2 separate regions of the Homo sapiens genome follow, and region 1 is linked to region 2. Evidence: read pairs that join two places in POLR2A ChIA-PET (ENCODE). Cell type or tissue: GM12878. All regions are shown on one strand. Links, peaks and the distances in the headings refer to the core of each region. The heading gives the core; the rest is flanking DNA.

What was found. Peaks named below come from ENCODE experiments on the same cell type or tissue, not always from the same donor. Only the 100,000 strongest peaks of a DNase experiment are listed, where the experiment ranks them.
Region 1: POLR2A ChIA-PET joins it to region 2 with 5 read pairs; 7 of 35 experiments call an interaction of 5 or more read pairs at or near these places.

What each region holds. Positions count from the first base shown.
Region 1 is chr5:176,929,528-176,937,527 of GRCh38, forward strand. The region is part of intron 10 of UIMC1 (ubiquitin interaction motif containing 1); the gene reads right to left. Among named protein-coding and RNA genes, the nearest start is that of HK3, 34 kb to the left of the region's middle. In GM12878, for the core only: no CTCF peak of the experiment used is centred there; no DNase peak of the experiment used is centred there.
Region 2 is chr5:176,988,124-176,999,444 of GRCh38, forward strand. All of the region lies in intron 1 of UIMC1 (ubiquitin interaction motif containing 1), which reads right to left. Among named protein-coding and RNA genes, the nearest start is that of UIMC1, 13 kb to the right of the region's middle. In GM12878, for the core only: no CTCF peak of the experiment used is centred there; DNase peaks (open chromatin) are centred at 6,648 and 8,258; H3K4me3 peaks cover 1,905 bases; H3K27ac peaks cover 3,410 bases.

The sequences.
Region 1 (8,000 bases), core at 1-8,000, 62 kb before region 2:
CTGCACTCCAGCCTGGGTGAGAGAGTGACTCCGTCTCAAAAAAAAAAAGTTATCTGAGATATAATCTGAAATAATCCAGGATGGGAGTTATGGATAGAATACATATGAAACAACAGTGGCCACGAGTTGATGAATGACTAGGTAGAATATGGGGGTTCAGAGTACTACTATCCTCTCAATTTTTAAGTTTGAAATTTTTGGTAATTAAAAGTAAAACACACACACACAAAGTCCTTTTGCAAGACAAATACCAAAGATAAACTAGCCACTGTCTTTTGAAGAAAGTGGTATGAAAATCAGGTGACAAAGATAAGGATCTAGGAAAAAACCACAAGAGCCCTCCTTCTAAAGAATCATCAATGGCAGTCAAATCACACTGGATATTGTCATCAGAACCTAAATAAAGATAATAGTAAGTAAGTTTCATATGGAGAAAAGACTGAATTTGTCTGAACTTCACTAGTAAATGTTTACCAAGGTTCTTCTGAAAACGTAATGGATGACAGTGGTGCATAACAGAAACATACAATTCTTTAAAAGGTTTTATAATGTAATATGTACAAAAGAATATATATGTGAACCCATTACCCAACTTAGGAACTAGAATATTGCCAAAACTGATTAGCCAACTATATGCTTCTTCTGGATTCCATCTCTCTGCCTCCACCCCATCCCCCACCCCAGAGGTGGCCTTTATTCTCAAAATTATATTACCTTTATCTTCTTTTTATACAAACACACAGTTTTACCACAAATTATTAAAAAATATATTGACCACCATATTGGATTTAGTATCCTGAAACATACTTTTTCAAAAAAATCTGAACATTCATGGAAGATTCTATAGAGCACAGATTACTAGCTTTTGAGTTAAACTTGGTGTACCCTAGCTCTTGTCACTTTCTAGGTACGTGATCTTGGGGAAATTATTTCCCCATCAAGTTCAGCTTCCTCTTTTATAAGTGAAATAACACCTGTTTCAAAAGACTGTTATGAGGATTAGAACAATATACAAAAAGCACTGTTACTGGTATATAGCAGGTGCTCATAAATGGTAGCTAATGTTGCTTAATGTTAAGCATGGCTTATAAAGATGCGGCAAATTAAATCCTTTTACTTAACAGAAAATATTATCTTGTTATCAAGCATTTCCTTTATATACGGCCGTTAGAAAACTCCTTAGAGATCAGTCTATGCATGGTCAATCTCCACAGCTATCACCAGAAAGAAGTAATGTTCATCTGATCTTTTTTTGACTTTGCACTCACAGGTTTACAGAGGCAACTATGTCACATGGACGCTGTTCACCAGCAAAGAGTCTAATCCATCAAACCATTTATTCTAGGTAATTGAAAATCTGACAAGGTCAATTCTGATGAGATGAGAATTCATGTTTGCACTCAGAGGTAAAAGACTATAGCATTCTGCTTTCCTGAAACCGACTGAGGCTTCCACGGTCTTCTCAAACATTCCCCTGTGTGTCCCAGCTCTACACATGGAAGGCAGAAAGAACACAGTAATGAATGCTAGCTCTGGACCTTGGCTCTGCTGCTTACTGCCTGACAATGCAAGTGCTAAAGTTCTCTAATATTAATTTCATCATCAGTAAAATGGAGATAACAAAAACTTATCCTTATATTAATAGATAATTATAGTCTTGATTGTGGCTCTAAGATAGTTCCAATGGAGATCACTGATCTAGTATTAATTTCTTGAACTTTTATCTTTCTCGAAATGCTCTAGATGCCTGAATTTAAAAGTGTGACTAGATCATGAAGTGAAGAACTTCTCTAAAATGGTTTTTGCTGTTAATATTCCTTTAACACATAATGCTTTGGGTATTAACTCAGGTGTTAAAAAGAGCTATTTTATTTTTCAAGGAAGGAATAAGCACATCTGGCAGAAGAAAACTGCTAAGAGAAATCCTGAGGTGGGGGGCTCCTTAGCATGAAGGTACAATGAATAGGGATAACTGAAGTGAAGGCAAAGTCAATATTAAGAGAGGAACAAGATGGGAAGTGTAAAAGCACTGAGAATTCATGCAGACGTACACTGCAGTCAGGCTGCCATTTCATATGCTACATCATACAGCAACTTTATCAATGCAACCTAGTGGAGCTGACATGAGGAAATGTTCCACAGAAAAGTTGAACAAAAGTTGTTAGAAGACAACTGAAGGCCGGGTGCGGTGGCTCATGCCTGTAATCCCAGCACTTCAGGAGGCCAAGGCAGATGGATCACGAAGTCAGGAGTTCAAGACCAGCCTGGCCAAGATAGTGAAACCCCGCCTCTACTAAAAATACAGGCGTGGTGGCACCTGCCTGTAATCCCAGCTACTTGGGAGGCTGAGGGAGAGAACTGCTTAAACCGAGGAGGCAGAGGTTGCAGTGAGCCGAGATCGCACCAATGCACTCCAGCCTGGGCGACAGAGCGAGAATCCATCTCTAAAAAACAAACAAACAAACAAAAAAAGAAGACAACTGAGACCACAGGGGTTGCAGAGAGGAGCTCCTACATTATTAATCCCAGAGGAGTAAAATGCATGCAGTGTAACGTAAGTCTGGGGTGGAAACACTGGTCTACAAGTTCATTCAGTAGCTAAGAGTATGTACGTCAGTACTGTGGGCATTCAAATAAGATAATGTCCTCTCCAGAAAACACTGAACAGTTCTAGGGTGAAGCCGACTAAAGAAGAATCTACTTTATAGCTGATAAGACCTAGTGCCCAGAATCTGTTCCAAAACATCCTTCCTTAAATGTCTTTGCATTTTGTTTTATAAGCTGCTCCTGTCACTTTGGTTTCCTCTGTCAAAAAATATTCCCACAGCAAGGAAAAAGAATTAAGTACATTTTGTATTATTTGTGAAAGTTAAAAACTATAAGCAATGTCATGAATATAAATAATTTCAAACGGCATGTTAGATGACGTTTATGATGTAATACGGGGGGGCGGCAAATATAAAAACAGGAGACAGATATAGATAGATAGACAGATAGACAGACAGACAGACAGACAGACAAACATCAGCAGAATCCCAGATATGTATCAGCCGAATCCTAATACTGGGAGGGAAAGTGCTTGCTCTTGCAACCTACCAGAAAGAATAAATATAGCAAAATACATGTATTTCACTCGTTGGTTTCATTTCTATTACTTTTCTATTCAGTGGAAGAAGGTACCTTTTTAAATTCCCAGTTGCTCTGGAGATACATCCCAGTTCCTTTAAACCTAATACTTTGGGCATCCAGCCCCTGCTGACCCCCGGTGACCAGGCCGCACCTCCTCTTCATTCTATCTCTAGCTTCTTCATCCAGTCAGCAATAGCAATGCTTTTTTTTTTTTTTTTTTTTTTTACAGGAATGGAACAGCATGGAGGCAATGACTTCTTTATCCTTTCTACTTGCTGCCCACCCACCCTCTCAATTCCACATGGATTTGAATACTCTTTTCCCCACATCAGTGCCACTTCTGTTCACACCGATTAGACCTTTCTGCAGGATCAGCACTGCTTCTACTTCAAGAAATAAAAGCTTTGGCAGTGTTCACACAAGAAGGGGGCTGCTGGCCCAGGCTGCATAAATCTGGAAATTTTGTGAGAACTGACGGGTGAGTGAAACAAACCCTGGAAAGCACCTTCGAGGCAAAAAGTAAATCACTTATAAAGAACTTGTATAAACTATAAGAACAATACTGAGATCCCAACAGACACTGAGGCAAACTTCAGAGAATTCTTCTTCGAAGAAGAAATATAAATTGACTTTTTAAAAAACAAAAAATGTCAACTTCACTACTAATCAAAGAAACATGAAGTACAATGAAATGCCATTGGTTACTATCTATTACTATGCCATATATTTTTTAAAAGAATATCCCTCAGTATTTGGAGGCAAAAGGAATGCTCTCATAAGCTACTGGTAACTTTATACATATAATCTAGTAATTACACTTTTAGTAATCCATATTAAAGAACTACATTACAAGGCTCATTGCTAGTTTAGATTTTTTTTTTTTTCTTTTTTTGAGACAGGGTCTTGCTCAGTCACTCAGGCTGGAGTGGAGTGGTGCAATCACAATCACAGCTCACTGTAGCCTCCAACTCCTGGGCTCAAGTGATCTTCCCACCTCAGCCTCCGAAGTAACTGGGACTACAGGCATGTACCACCACACAAAGCTAATTTTTTATTTTTTGCAGAGATAGTGTCTTCCTATGTTGCTCAGGCTGGTCTTGAACTCCTGGCTTTAACTGATCCTCCCACCTCAGCGTCCCAATGTGCTTGGATTACAGGTGTGAACTACCATGACTGACCCTAGATGTTTATCTTTAATAGAAAAAAAAATAGGTTAAAAAAAGTCATGCCCAATATTAGGGGAACAATTAAGCAAGAAGCCCTCCCTTACTCCACCAATCACCAATCAGATTTAATACCTTCCTTTGTGGGTGGTTAGTGCTTACATCTTAGCATTTCGACTGAGTTGTACTATACATAGTCATACCCAAGTCTGTTTCCCTTGCTGGACTGTAAACTCTCTGAGTATAAATTTGAGATCCTATTCAGATCTGTATTATATCCCTTACCATCTTTTGGGTCTTTTAGGCCCCTCCTCCCTACCCTCAGCATCCAGCACAATATTTCACTAACAGCAGGATATGAAAAAATCTTAAGGTGAACCACTATAAAAAGCAATTAATCAATGACTTTAGAGATAAAATAATTTTATATAGAAAAAGACATATAAACACTTTAGAGGTATGAACAAACACTAAATTTAGAACTGCCTTAATTCAACCATAATTTAGAATAAGCTCAAATTCCATGAGAATGCAGGAATGAGTATTAGATCAAAGGAGTCAGAGTAAGCAGTCATGTCCCTTTACGTTTTCTCCGTCTTCCTGCCTCAAACATACATGAGAAGCCTAGAGATGCAACGGGTATCTTGAAACCGTGAATCAAGCCACAAGTTTATGACTGTAGCACCAAAGGCAAAAGCCTGATCCTCAATTATGTCAATGAGCCAACTGCCTCACTCTGGACTTGTGACGTGAGGAGAAAGAAATCCCACGTGTTAAACCCACTGTTAATGATGTTTTCTGTTATTGTGACTTACAGAATTTTCTGACAGATACTAACAGAATTTCTCATAGTTAGTAAAAGGGTTTTCCTTTACTTGTTCTGACTTGTACCCATCTACTTGGTTACAGTGACTACACCGTAAGTGGACACTTCAATCAAGAAAGGCCTATCAGAGTCTTCCTCTAGACTAACCTATGGTCTGAGGGAAAAAAAAATTCTTTCTTTCCATTAAAAGCTATGGCTGCTGGCAGCCATTTTGCTTGTCCCTTAAGAAGAGGCCATCTGTTGAACAGAGACCACTGGATTCAAAGATGGAGAGACATTATCTGAGCTCCCAGATCCAGCTCAGCCTAAGCCCTAACCAGACTTGCCAATTATTACACACATTAACTTGGTTTTTTTGCTTAAGGTTACTGAAATCATATTTCCAACACCTGCATCCAAGAGTCCTATATACCACAAGGGGGGTAAACACACAAATAATTATTTTAGTAACACTCACCAATAATTATTTGAGTTGAAAAAAATGCTGTTCCATAATGTAGACCCACATAATTCATACAAATGTTAACCCACATGATTCAAGTTACATTTGTCATTCTCCAACTGCCCACCATTTCCTTTCATAATGCCCACACTATAACTACACTGAATTGCTTGTTCTTTCCTACACACTCTTCACATTTTTCTATTTATGTGATTTTAGCCTACCGTTCTCTTACATTAATACCCTCCCCTCTCAATCTCTAATTGTATTTCCTCTGAAACACTACAGTATTTTTATTTGTATGTCCCTTAGTAGTTCTGACCTTGCATTACAGTTATGCATGTTCATGTCTTATCTACCTAATTGAACTGAAATGTCAGTGAGATCAGGGCCCATATTTGATTTGTATATATCCCCACAGGTCAGTCTGTCCCCAAAATCCTTATTACTTCTATGAAACCTAGGCTATTTCACAATTGTCAATATCTCAGTAGCTACGTACCAGTAGCAATGCAGCAATATACTTAATTATCCTGGGTACCACAAAGGCCACATTAATATAAGTGAGAAGACTGGACAGGGTACAAATTACATTTAGGTAGGCATATATAGAACAGAACAAGTCCCAACTTTGTCTAATTTAAGAAATAAGTTTTACTTAGAGATACTGAGGTCTTACACATTTTTGCTTAGTCACAAGTCAAGCCTATTTTAGGCCTTGGTCCTTCTCTGTTAACTCTCAGGCATATCTATAATAAGAATTCCTACCTCCTCCTACCTACCCACCCATCCACCATTATTTTTCCAGGAGATATCCCCGAAGAGAAAGTCCACTCCTAGCAGTATCCTGACTCTAAGCCACACCCTCTATCTAGACTCAAAGTGTATACAGTTAATGCCTTCAGCTTCCCTAACTCTCCTATAATCTATTTCTCCCTAACTTATTCTTACCCCTTTGACTCTTATGCTTTGCCTTTCTTCTTTTCCTTAGTTCTACCCAACTAGTGGCTTATCTTTTATGTCTCACCATCACACAGAAACACAGACCTCAGAAAGACTACACAGATAGGAAAGCACAGTCAATAATAATAGCAGCCACCATTTATTGCATACCTATTACATGCTAGTCACAATGCCTGGTACTTTACAAAGTGTCTGTGATTCTCATGGCAATCCTCATACTAATTTTACAAATGAGGAACCTGATCCTGAAAGAGATAACTTGTCAAATATTAGCCAGTTAGGAAATATTACAGCTGAGCTGCCTAGTTCTAAAACTGACATTTCTTCTACTTTATCATAGTGCCAAAAACAAAATATTGACTCTATTTTCCCAGCTTTCACCCTTGTCCCACAACCCAGTAATCTACTGTCCACATAGTAGCAACCAGAGTGGAGTGATCCTTTGCTTAAATATTATTCTTTGCTCAAGTCCCTCCAGTGGTTCCTCCCTTGCTCAAGGAAAAGCCAAAGTCCTTATTATGGCCTAAGAACCCTGTGCTCTGTCCATCTGCACTCCTCCCCGTTACCTCTCTGGTTTCACTGTTTATCTCTCCCTTACTTACTCTAATCCAGCCACATTCAACCTGTTCACACCTCAGGGTTTTTGCATTTATTGTTCCTTCTACCTGTAGCACTCTCCCCACCTCACAATCTTCTTAGTTTATTCCCTCACTTACTCTAGGCCCCTGTTCAAATGTCATCTTCTCAAGGAGACCTTCCCTGATCACCTATTTTATATTGCTACCTCCTGAGACCTCGGTATTCCCTATTCCCCTCTCCCTCTGCTTTACTTTTTTCTCTAAAGTACTTATCACCACTTGAAATATTGTATATTTACTGTTTTCTTGTCTGCCTCCCACTACTAGAAAATAAGCTCCATGAGAACAGGGACTTATATTCTGTTAATTGTATATTCTGCTCACTGTATCTGTTATATAGTAGGTATACAATAAATACGTATTGAATGAGTAAATGGGGGCTTTTATTCTCCCTAGGTGTCTAACACAATTGGCCTTAGATACATTTTCCAGAAAGTAAATGCAAAGGCAACGTGCATTTGTTCTAGTCTAGATCAACGTAGTCAATCTTCTCCCCTCAAACATTACCTTTAAAGAGCATTCCCTCGGCCAGGTGCGGTGGCTCACGCCTGTAATCTCAGCACTTAGGGAGGCCGAGGTGGGCAGATCATGAGTCAGGAGATCGAGACCATCCTGGCTAACATGGTGAAACCCCATCTCTGCTAAAAATACAAAAAATTAGCCGAGCGTGGTAGCAGGCGCCTGTAGTCCCAGCTACTCGGGAGACTGAGACAGGAGAATGGCATGAACCTGGAGGCAAAGCTTGCAGGAGCCGAGATCGTGCCACTGCACTCCAGCCTGGGCGACAGAGCAAGACTCTGTCTCAAAAAATAAAAATAAAAAAAGAAACAAAAGCATTC
Region 2 (11,321 bases), core at 3,322-11,321:
CCTGTCCAAAAAAAAAAAAAAAAAAAAACTCAAATCATTAATCATGAGGGAAACGCAAATCAAAACCACAATGAAATATCACTTTATACCCACTCTGATGGCTGGCTATTTTTTAAATAATGGAAAATAACTAGTGTTGGTAAGGATGCTGGAGAAACTGGAACTCTAGTACACTGTATTATTGATAGGATGTAAAATGGTGTAGCCACTATGGGGAAACAAAAGGAATGAAGTATTAATACATGCTACAACATGGATGAACCTTGAAAACATGCCAAGCGAAAGAAGCCAGACATAAAAGGCACATATTGTATGATTCTATTTATAAGAAACATCCAGAATAGGCAAATCCATAGGCAGAAAGCAGATTAGTGATTACCAGAAGATGAGATAGGGGAAAATGTACAATGACTGCTTAATGGATATAAGGTTTATTTTGGGGATGATAGAAATGTTCTGGAATTAGAAAGTGGTAATTGCACAACACTGTGAATTTATTAAAAGCCACCAAATTGTACACTTAAAATGACTGAAATGGTAGATTTTGTTAGGTGAATTTTTTTTTTTTTTTTTTTTTTGGAGACAGAGTCTTACTCTGTTGCCAGGCTGGAGTGCAGTGGTGCGATCTCTGCTCACTGCAGCCTCCACCTCCCGGGTTCAAGCAATTCTCCTGCCTCAGCCTCCCAAGCAGCTGGGGCTACAGGCATGTGCCACCACGCCAGGCTAATTTTTGTATTTTTAGTAGAGATGGGGTTTCACCATGTTGGCCAAGATGGTCTCGATCTCTCGACCTCATGATCCACCCACCTTGGCCTCCCAAAGTGCTGGGATTACAGGGTAAGCCACCGTGCCCAGCCTGTTAGGTGAATTTTACCTCAATTTTTTAAAAAGGGGAGCCCCGGATGATTTTATTTTACAGCCAGAGCAGAGAATCACTGACTCAATCACAGATTTAAATAAAGCCACCTTAACTTTGTAACAAACTTCTCAAACCATTCAATTACTCCTAAGGGGGTTGTTACATCTTATTATCAGAAGTAGTCTGTACAATACTAGCATTAAAGTTTTTCTAAAAAAAACACTTAAAGGATTAAAAAATTCTAAATTAAGGGATAGTAACAACATACACACACAGATGCTTACAATTTACAAAATCATTCCCCATGATAAAACTCGACACACAAACGTCCTTTTCTGCATTTAATGCATATTTTTAATGACTAAAGAACAAGAAATTACAAAGATGAAAAAATTAGCCAGGCGCAGTGGCTCAAGTCTGTAATCCCAGCACTTTGGGAGACCAAGGTGAGAGGATCATCTGAGGACAAGAGTTTGAGACCAGCCTGGACAACATGGTGAAACCCCATCTCTATTAAAAATACAAAAATTAGCTGGGTGTGGTGGCACATGCCTGCAGACCCAGCTACTGGAGAGGCTGGGGCAGGATTGCTTGAACCCAGGAGATGGAGGTTGCAGTGAACCAAGATCACACCACTGCACTCCAGCCTAGTCAACCGACCAAGACCCTGCCTCAAAAAAAAAAAGAAATATACTTTTAACTTCTGTATTTAAATACAGTTAACAGAATATTTATTGCATATGCAATGCAGAGGTAGCTAGTTATTATTTAAGTATACATAAATTCATACTAAAGCAGTAACATCTCACTAGATAACTAGATATGACCTATCCACTATGGTCTAAATGTTTGTGTCCCTCCAAAATTCATATGCTGACATCTAATCCCCAATGTGTTGGTAAGAAATGGGGCCTGGGGCCAGGCGCAGTGGCTCACGTCTGTAATCCCAGCACTTTGGGAGGCCGAGGCAGGCAGATCATGAGGTCAGGAGATCGAGACCATCCTGGCTAACATGGTGAAACCCCGTCTCTACTAAAAATACAAAAAAATTAGCCAGGCGTGGTGGCGGGAGCCTGTAGCCCCAGCTACTCGGGAGGCTGAGGCAGGAGAATGGCGTGAACCCGGGAGGTGGAGCTTGCAGTGAGCCGAGATCGAGCCACTGCACTCCAGCCTGGGCAACAGAGCGAGACTCTGTTACAAAAAAAAAAAACAAAAACAAAGAAAGAAATGGGGACTTAGGGAAGTCATGAAGACACAGCACTCATGAATGGGACTAGTGCCCTTATAAGAGAGGCCTAAGAGAACCTGTTTGCCCCTTTTACCCTTCTGCCATGTGAAGACACAGCAAGAAGGTCCCATCTTTTAAGCACAGTGCAAGCCCTCATCAGGCACCTTGATCTTACATTTACCAGACTTCAGAACTGTGAACAAAAAAAATTGTATTGTTTATAAATTACCCAGTCTAAGATATTCTGTTATAGCAGCAGGAAAAGGTTAAAAACCTATCAAGTTACCATTACACAAATTAAAACACAAATAAGATGACATATTTGTACTTCCTAAAATAAATTAATTTTATATTAATTCGCAAGAAGTGAATTTTCTAAACCCCAAACTGTAACAGAAATGGAAAAAACACATGCAACTTTGTACAAATGTTGCCATATTTCTAATATAAATAGATTTTATATTTATGTTTTTGTTTCTTGAGATAGGGGCTTGTTCTGTTGCCTTGGCTTGAATGCAATGTGTATGATCATAGCTCACTGCAACCTGTAACTCTTAGGTTCAAAGAATCCTCCTGCCCCAGCTTCCCAGGTAGGTAGGACTACAAGAGTACACCACAACACTCAGCTAATTTTTTTTTTTAAAGAGATGGGGGTCTTGCTGTGTTGCCCAGGCTGGTCTTGAACTCCTGGCCTCAAACGATCCTCCTGCCTTGGCCTCCTAAAATGCTAGGATTAGAAGCACAAGCCATCATGACTAATCAAGTCCTCAGTTTTATTTTTTATTTTATTTTTTATTTTTATTTTTATTTTTTTTGAGACAGAGTCTCGCTCTTTCGCCCAGGCCAGACTGCAGTGGCACTATCTCGGCTCACTGCAAGCTCTGCCTCCCAGGTTCACACCATTCTCCTGCTTCAGCCTCCTGAGTAGCTGGGATTACAGGCGCCCGCCACCACGCCCGGCTAATTTTTTTTGCATTTTTAGTAGAGATGGGGTTTCATCGTGTTAGCCAAGATGGTCTCGATCTCCTGACCTCGTGATCCACCTGCCTCAGCCTCCCAAAGTGCTGGGATTACAGACATGAGCCACCAAGCCCGGCCTCAGTTTTAATTCACCTTACTCTACCTTTTTAGATTCAGGTCTGCTACTACCATAATGAAGACTACCCAAAGAGCAAATCTCTTTGGGGAGAAACAGCAAAGACAACTGAGGGGAAAGAATATGAAATCTGGCAAATTGAGAAGACAGATCTGACCAGCCTGGGCAACACAGAAAGACTGCCTCTCGATCACCTGAGGTCGGGAGCTCAAGACCAGCCTGACCAACATGGAGAAATCCCATCTCTACTAAAAATACAAAATTAGCCAGGCATGGTGGCACTATTGCATTCAAGCCTGGGCAACAAGAGTGAAACTCCGTCTCAAAAAAAAAAAAAAAAAAAAGGCCAGGCGCGGTGGCTCACACCTGTAATCTCAGCACTTTGAGAGGCCGAGGCGGGCAGATCACGAGGTCAGGAGATCGAAACCATCCTGGCTAACACGGTGAAACCCCAAGTCTACTAAAAATACAAAAAATTCGCCGGGCGTGGTGGCAGGCAACTGTAGTCCCATCTACTCGGGAGGCTGAGGCAGGAGAATGGCGTGAACCTGGGAGGCAGAGCTTGCAGTGAGCCGAGATTGTGTCACTGCACTCCAGCCTGTGAGACAGAGCGAGACTCCGTTTCAAAAAAAGAAAGACCCCACCTCTACAAAAAAATTTTAAAAATTAGCCAGGTGTGGTGGTGCACACCTATAGTCCCAGCTACTTGAGAGGCTAAAGTGGCATGATCACCTGAGCCTAGGGAGGTGGAGGCTGCATTGAGCCATGATGGCGCCACTGCACTCTAGCCTGGGCAACAGAGTGAGACCTCATCTCAAAAGAAGAGATAGATTAATACTTAGAGAACTGCCAGCCAAGAGTTCTTAACCTGTCAATCCAAAAGCCCTTAAAGAATCTATAGATTGGCTTCAGGGGATTAACTAAAATTGTGTGTAAAATTGGTTTTTTCTGTATCTTCCTTGGAAAAATTTTTATATTTTTTATTGAATTCTCAAAGGAGCGAAAGACCCAAAAGAGTGTAGAACTATCAAGATTTGGCCAGGAATAGTGGCACATGCCTGTAATCCCAGCACTTTGGGGAGCCAAGGCAGAAGGATCACTAGAACTCAAGCGTTCAAGACGAGCCTCAGCAACATAGTGAGACCCTGTCTCAGTTTAAAAAAAAAAAAAGGTGACTAAGTAAATAAAGCTTTCTTAGGACATAAAGAAATTTTTTAAATTGATAAATTTGACTTTATTGAAATTTAAAACTTCTGCTCTTTAAAAAAAGACCATTAAGAAGCCACAGAATGACAATCTGGGCAAAATAGCAAGGCCTTGTCTCTATAAAAAAAAAAAAATTTTTTTTAATTAGCTGGGTATGGTGGCACACACCTGTAGTTCCAGCTACTCAGAAGGCTGAAGTGGAAGAATCACCTGAACCAGGGAGGTCAAAGCTGCAATGAGATGTGGTCATGCTACTGCACTCCAGCCTAGGCAACAGAGTAAGACCCCGTATCAAAAAAGAAAACAAAAAGCCACCATAGAATGGAAGAAAATATGTGCAATACATTTATCTTGCAAAAGACTTGTATCCAGAATATACAAACAATTATTGGGCCAGAAATGTTGGCTCACGCCTGTAATCCCAGCACTTTGGGAGGCTGAGGCAGGTGGATCACCTGAGATCAGGAGTTGGAGACCAGCATGGCCAACATGGCGAAACCCCATCTCTACTAAAAATACAAAAATCAGCTGGGCATGGTGGTGTGCACCTATAATCCCAGCTACTGGGGAGGCTGAGGCATGAGAATCATTTGAACCCCAGAGACAGGGGTTGAGCCAAGACTGTGCCACTGCACTCCAGCCTGGGCAACAGAGCAAGACTCCATCTCAAAAAAAAAAAAAAAAATTCTTGGCCGGGTGCAGTGGCTCATGCTGTAATCCCAGCACTTTATGAGGCCAACACGGCTCACCACAATCTCAACCTCCTAGACTCAAGCAATTCTTCCATCTCAACCTCCCAAGTAGCTAGGACCACAGGCATGTGCCACCACACCCAGCTAATTTACTTTTTATTTTTTGTAGAGACAAGGTCTCACTACATTGCCCAGACTGGTCTCGAACTCCTGGGCTCAAGTGATCCTCCCACCCAGGTCTCCCAAAGTGCTGGGATTACAGATGTGAGCCTCCATGCCCAGGCACAAATATTTTCTTACCTTTTAAAAATATATCTAATCATCATGGCACGAATATACCTATATAAAAAACCTGTACGTTCTGCACATGTACCCCAGAACTTAAAGACTTAAAGTCTAATAATTATAAAGTATCTCTACTGATAATTTGTAAGGCACAACCACAACATATGTATATTTACTTTTTTAACTATATGAATACTAATGTATGTATTTTGTGTACTGGAAAACATACAAAAATCTGCCAGGCGCGGTGGCTCACGCCTGTAATCCCACCACATTGGGAGGCTGAGGCAGGAGGATCACCTGAGGTCAGGAGTTTGAGACCAGCCTGGTCAACATGGTGAAACCCCGTCTCTACTAAAAATACAAAAATTAGCTGGGAATGGTGGCAGGCACTTGTAGTCCCAGCTACTTGGGAGGCTGAGGCAGGAGAACTGCTTGCACTCAGGAAGCAGAGGTTGCAGTGAGCCAAGATCACACCACTGCAGTCCAGCCTGGGTAACAAGAGTGAAACTCTATCTCAAAAAAAAAAAAAAAGAAGAAAGTATACAAAAATCAAAGTGTGAAAAGGATGAAATAGTAAAAAACACTTGGGTAATGCAGCATAAACATGCTTATTAAACACATAAACACTGGGAGGCTGGCTATGTCACTTTACATCTCTAGGTGGATTCCAAAAATTACACTCCAGCCTGAACAACACACTGAGACCCTATCTCAAAAGAAAAAATAAAAAAAGACAAACCAATATTTAAAAGAAGCAAGCGATATTAACAAACTTCACAAAAGCAGATATACTAAAGGCCAATAAGGAAAAACAAACAGATATTCAATATCATTATTCATCAAGAAATTACAAATTAAATTTACAATGGCCTAACACTGTATATCCATTAGAATGGCTAAAATTGAAAATAGTGACAATACAAATGTGGGCAGGAATGCAGAATATAATGAACCTCTCATATACTGCTAATGGGAATGTAAAATGGCATAACCACTTTGGAAAACTGGCAGTTTCTTTAAAAAAAAAAAAAAAAAAAAAGTATAACTGTCATGTAAGCCAGTCATTCTGTTGCAGGAATCTGGAGACTGGAGAGACCAATGCGTGGAACAGGAGGATTTTCTTTAGGTGGCCACCAGCCCAGCAGATTAACATCCAAAGGCTGAGCCCTCAACAAAGACAGGGCTTGACTTTTATACACACTTCTGAAAGGGAGTTGGCTAGTTTGAATGGTGCGGTGGGAATGTGACAGTGCGAAACTCATGGGGCAGGCAAGCAGGCTTACAGAAGCAGAACAAAGGCAGTTAATTAAATTGCGACAGGTCTCGCAACGCAGGCATAGCTTGTGATCATGCAGCTGCACAGTAGGGAAAACAGGAACTTACAAAACTTGTGAAACACAGGTATTTGTAGAAATAGTTATGAGAAAGGAATTTGTTTTCTTTTCTTATCCTCACTCTGGGGCGGGGTGTGGGGGGCAGTGTGCTGGGAGAGTATCTGGAGCTCATTCCTTTGGGCTCTGGCTTTTCAGATAGTGTTATCAAGGCTCTGCCAGGGCCCTGCCTATTGCTGGCCTTGGAGTGAGTCAGCCAAGTACAGGAAAACTTGTTTTTCTCTTTTTAACTTTGCTTCAATTCCACTACTATTAATTACTCAGTAGAAATGAAAACATTACCACCCAAAAACTTGTATATGTATGTTCATAGCAGCTCTTTCCATAATGTCAAACACCAAAGACAACCCAGATTCCATCAACAGATGAAATGACAACTTGTGGGCTGGGCATGGTGGCTCACACTTGTAATCCCAGCACTTTGGGAGGTCGAGATAGGCAGATTGCTTGAGGACAAGGATTTGAGACCAGCCTGGCCAACACAGTGAAACCCCGTCTTTACTAAAAATGCAAAAATTAGCTGGGTGTGGTGACATGCACCTGTAATTCCAGTTACTCAGGAGGCTGGGGTAGGAGAATTGAATTGCTTGAACTCAGGAGCCGAGACCATACCACTGCACTCCAGACTGGGTGACAGAGAAAGACTCTGTCTCCAAAAAAAAAAAAAAAAAAAAAAAAGGCCAGGCACGGTGGCTCACACCTGTAATCCTAGCACTTTGGGAGTCCAAGGCGGGTGGATCACGAGGTGAAAAGATCGAGACCATCCTGGCTAACACAGTGAAACCCCATCTCTACTACAAACACAAAAAATTAGCCAGGCATGGTGGCAGGAGCCCGTAGTCCCAGCTACTTGGGAGGTTGAGGCAGGACAATCGCTTGAACCTGGGAGGCAGAGGTTGCGGTGAGCCGAGATCATGCCATTGCACTCCAGCCTGGGCAACAAGAGTGAAACTCCATCTCAAAAAAAAAAAAAAAAAAAAAGGAATATAAAGTGGTACATCCACTTTGGAAAACAGTTTGGGAGTTTCTTAAAAAATAAGCATGTATCTACTACATTACCCAGCCATTTCATTCCTAGGTATTTACTCAAGAGAAATAAAGACGTGAATGTTCATCATAGCAGCCTTAGTCATAAGGGACAAAAACTGGAAATAACCCACATATCCATCAACATGTGAATAAACAAATTGAGACCTATCTCTACAATGAAAAATTGCTCAACAATAAAACGGAACAAACTACTGATGCATCCAACGACACAGATGAATCTCAAAGACATTATGGTGAGCAAAAGAAGCAATGTCTAAAAGACTACAAACTATGATTCTACCTGTATGAAACTAGAAAAAAACTAATCAACAGTTAAAGGAAAACAGACCAGCATTTGCCTGGAGCCAGGTCAGAAGAGGAAGAGAAATTACTGGTAAGGGGCAGGAGGGTAACTTTTGAGGTAATGTTCTCTATCTTGATTGTGGAGGTGATTACACAGTTATATACCTTGATGAAAACTCAAAATAGTCACTGAGTGGTGTTAAGTCAATAAACAAACTAAAAAAGGACTTGTGGTTACCATCATGACCATGTAAGGAGGTTGACAAATCTCTTCTCAAGAAAACTATAAAGCTAACCCAAAACAGTCAAGACAACCATTTCAGCACTTGGAAACTGACCAAAAGCATAAAACAAACTAAGAAATGTTCACTCATGAAAACGACTGAACTTTGGGTAAGAATACCATGAGTCTCTGTGATTCACACCTAGGATCAACTCCCCTATTCAGTACCCTACTCCTCAGTTCAAATCACAGGTTGAACTATGAGTCCAGTAGTTTAACCAGGGAAGGACAGAATATGAGTACCAACCACTGCACTGCAACAGCTGAAGGGAACAGATGAGATGTGGAGTATCGTTACTCCAATCTTAGTGGCCAATTGCCTGCCATTGGGTCTTACCTGAGACAAGCAACAAATGAGAAGATGAGTCAGAGATTTATCAGGAAGCTCCATGAAATAAGACAGCCATAGGAGGATTCATAAACTCTCAAAATATCCCAGAATGGTCAGAGGCTGTTGAAATGCACAGCAGAGACCACAATAGGCCCAAGCTTCCTACATAACCCTGCTCAGCGGGATCTATGTGCACGCGTGCGCACACACACACACACACAAATTTGAGAGCCCTGAGAAAAGAGTTGGGGCAGACTTGAAAGCTAGTACACACCTTCCAGCCCTGTACAGAACCAAGATGTTATCTTTAACTCTCTTTCCCTCATTTTTCATATCCAATTCATCCTTATGTGCAACTGATTTCACCTCCTATACCTCTCTTTAAGCTCTCCATTTCTTTTCATTTTCACCACTATCACCATCCAAGCTACCAACAACTCTCGTGTAGACAATTTTAACAGACTCATAACTGGGTTCCTTACTTTTACCACCGTTCCCCTCCAATCTCTACACACCAAAGCTGTTTTCTTTTCAACTGCAAATCTTAAAGTACTCCACTACTTAAAACATTTCAGGCCGGGCACGGTGGCTCACACCTGTAATCCCGCACTCTGGGAGGCCGAGGCAGGCGGATCACAAGGTCAGGAGATCGAGACCATCCTGGCTCACACAGTGAAACCCCGTTTCTACTAAAATTACAAAAAAATTAGCCGGGCGTGGTGGCGGGCCCCTGTAGTCCCAGCTACTGAGGAGGCTGAGGCAGGAGAATGCCGTGAACCCAGGAGACGGAGCTTGCAGTGAGCAGAGATTGCACCACTGCACTCCAGTCTGGGCAACAGAGCGAGACTCTGTCTCAAAAAAAAAAAAAAAAAAAAACCCATTTCAATGGTTTCCCACTATTTTTATAGTTAGGACATTTTTGCTCTTAACATAGTCTACAAAGTATGTCCCGTATTATCTGCCCTCCTGCCAGATTGCTCTTTCTAAGCTCTCTCACAGTTCTTAAGCCCCAGCCATACTCCTTTAATGTCATGAGGCCTCTATACTTGCTTCTTATGAATGGAAGATTCCCCAACATTCCCCTTCACCTAGTTAATTCCTTCTCATCCTTCAGAAGAATAACTTTCTCAGAGAAATCTTTCTTGGCTCCCCAGATTGGTCAAATACCTCTACTATACATTTTCAAAGTACCATGCACCTGTCAAAATCAGTTAACACAGTTTTAATTACACACTCATTTGCGTGATTTTTCATCGAGAAAGAAATGTCTGTCTTTCTCAATGGACTATAGCCTTAAGGAAGGCAAGGAAGAAACAGTCCCAGCACCTACCAAATGCTGTGGCAAATGATAGGGGATCAATAAATACTTATTTGCAGTGGTTCACCCCTGTAATCCCAGCACTTTCGGCAGATCATCTGAGGTCAGGAGTTCGAGACCACCCTGGCCAACGTGGTGAAACCCCATCTCTACTAAAAATACAAAAATTAGCTGGGCATGGTGGCACATGTCTGTAATCTCAGGTACTCGAGTGGCTCAGGCACAAGAATCACTTGAACCCAGGAGGCAAAGGTTGCACTAAGCTGAGATTGCGCCACCACTGCACTCCAGCCTGGACGACAGAGCAAGACTCTGTCTCAAAAAAAAAAAAAAAAAAAGTCTGGGTACAGTGGCTCACGCCTGTAATCCTACCACTTTGGGAGGCCAAGGCGGGCGGATCACCTAAGGTCAGGAGTTCGAGACCAGCCTGACAGACATGGAGAAACCCTGTCTCTACTAAAAATACAAAATTAGCCAGGCGTGGTGGTGCATGCCTGTAATCCCAGCTACTCAGGAGGCTGAGGCAGGAGAATCGCTTGAACCCGGGCGGTGGAGGTTGCGGTGAGCCAAGATCATGCCATTGCACTCTGGCCTGGGCAATAAGAGCAAAACTCCGTCTCAAAAAAAACAAAAACAAAACAAAACAAAAAATTATACAAACCTTGGAATAATTTAGTGTAGTGAATGTATACGTATTTTTCTCCTTTATTCAAAATTCCTACAAGTCTGCGCTCATTTTATAATTTAAAAATAATGCTCAGGCTGGGTGCAGTGTCTCACGCCTGTAATTCCAGCACTCTGGGTGGCCAAGGCAGGAGGACTGTTTGAGCTAGGGGGTTTGAGACCAGCCTGGGCAACACAGCAAGACCCCGTCCCTACAAAAAAAAATTAAAAATCAGTCAGGCATGGTGTTGCATACCTGTAGTCCCAGCTACTCAGGAGACTGAGGTGGGAGATAACTTGTGCCCGTGAGATCAAGGCTGCAGTCACTCCAGACTGAGTGACAGAGCAAGATCCTGTCTCAGAAAAAATAATAATAATAATCCTCAAAAAAATCTTGCAGTATTTTTAAGTTTTCTAACATACATTTTAGTTTTTAGCATATAAGTCTTATACATTTTATTAAATTTAATTTTTGTGGGTACATAGGTGCATATATTTATGGGATACATGAGATGCTTTGTTACAGGTACACAATATGTAATAGTCAGATCATACAAAATAAGGTATCCATCCCCTCAAGCATTTATCCTTGTGTTACAAACAATACAATTATACTATTTTAAAATGTACAATT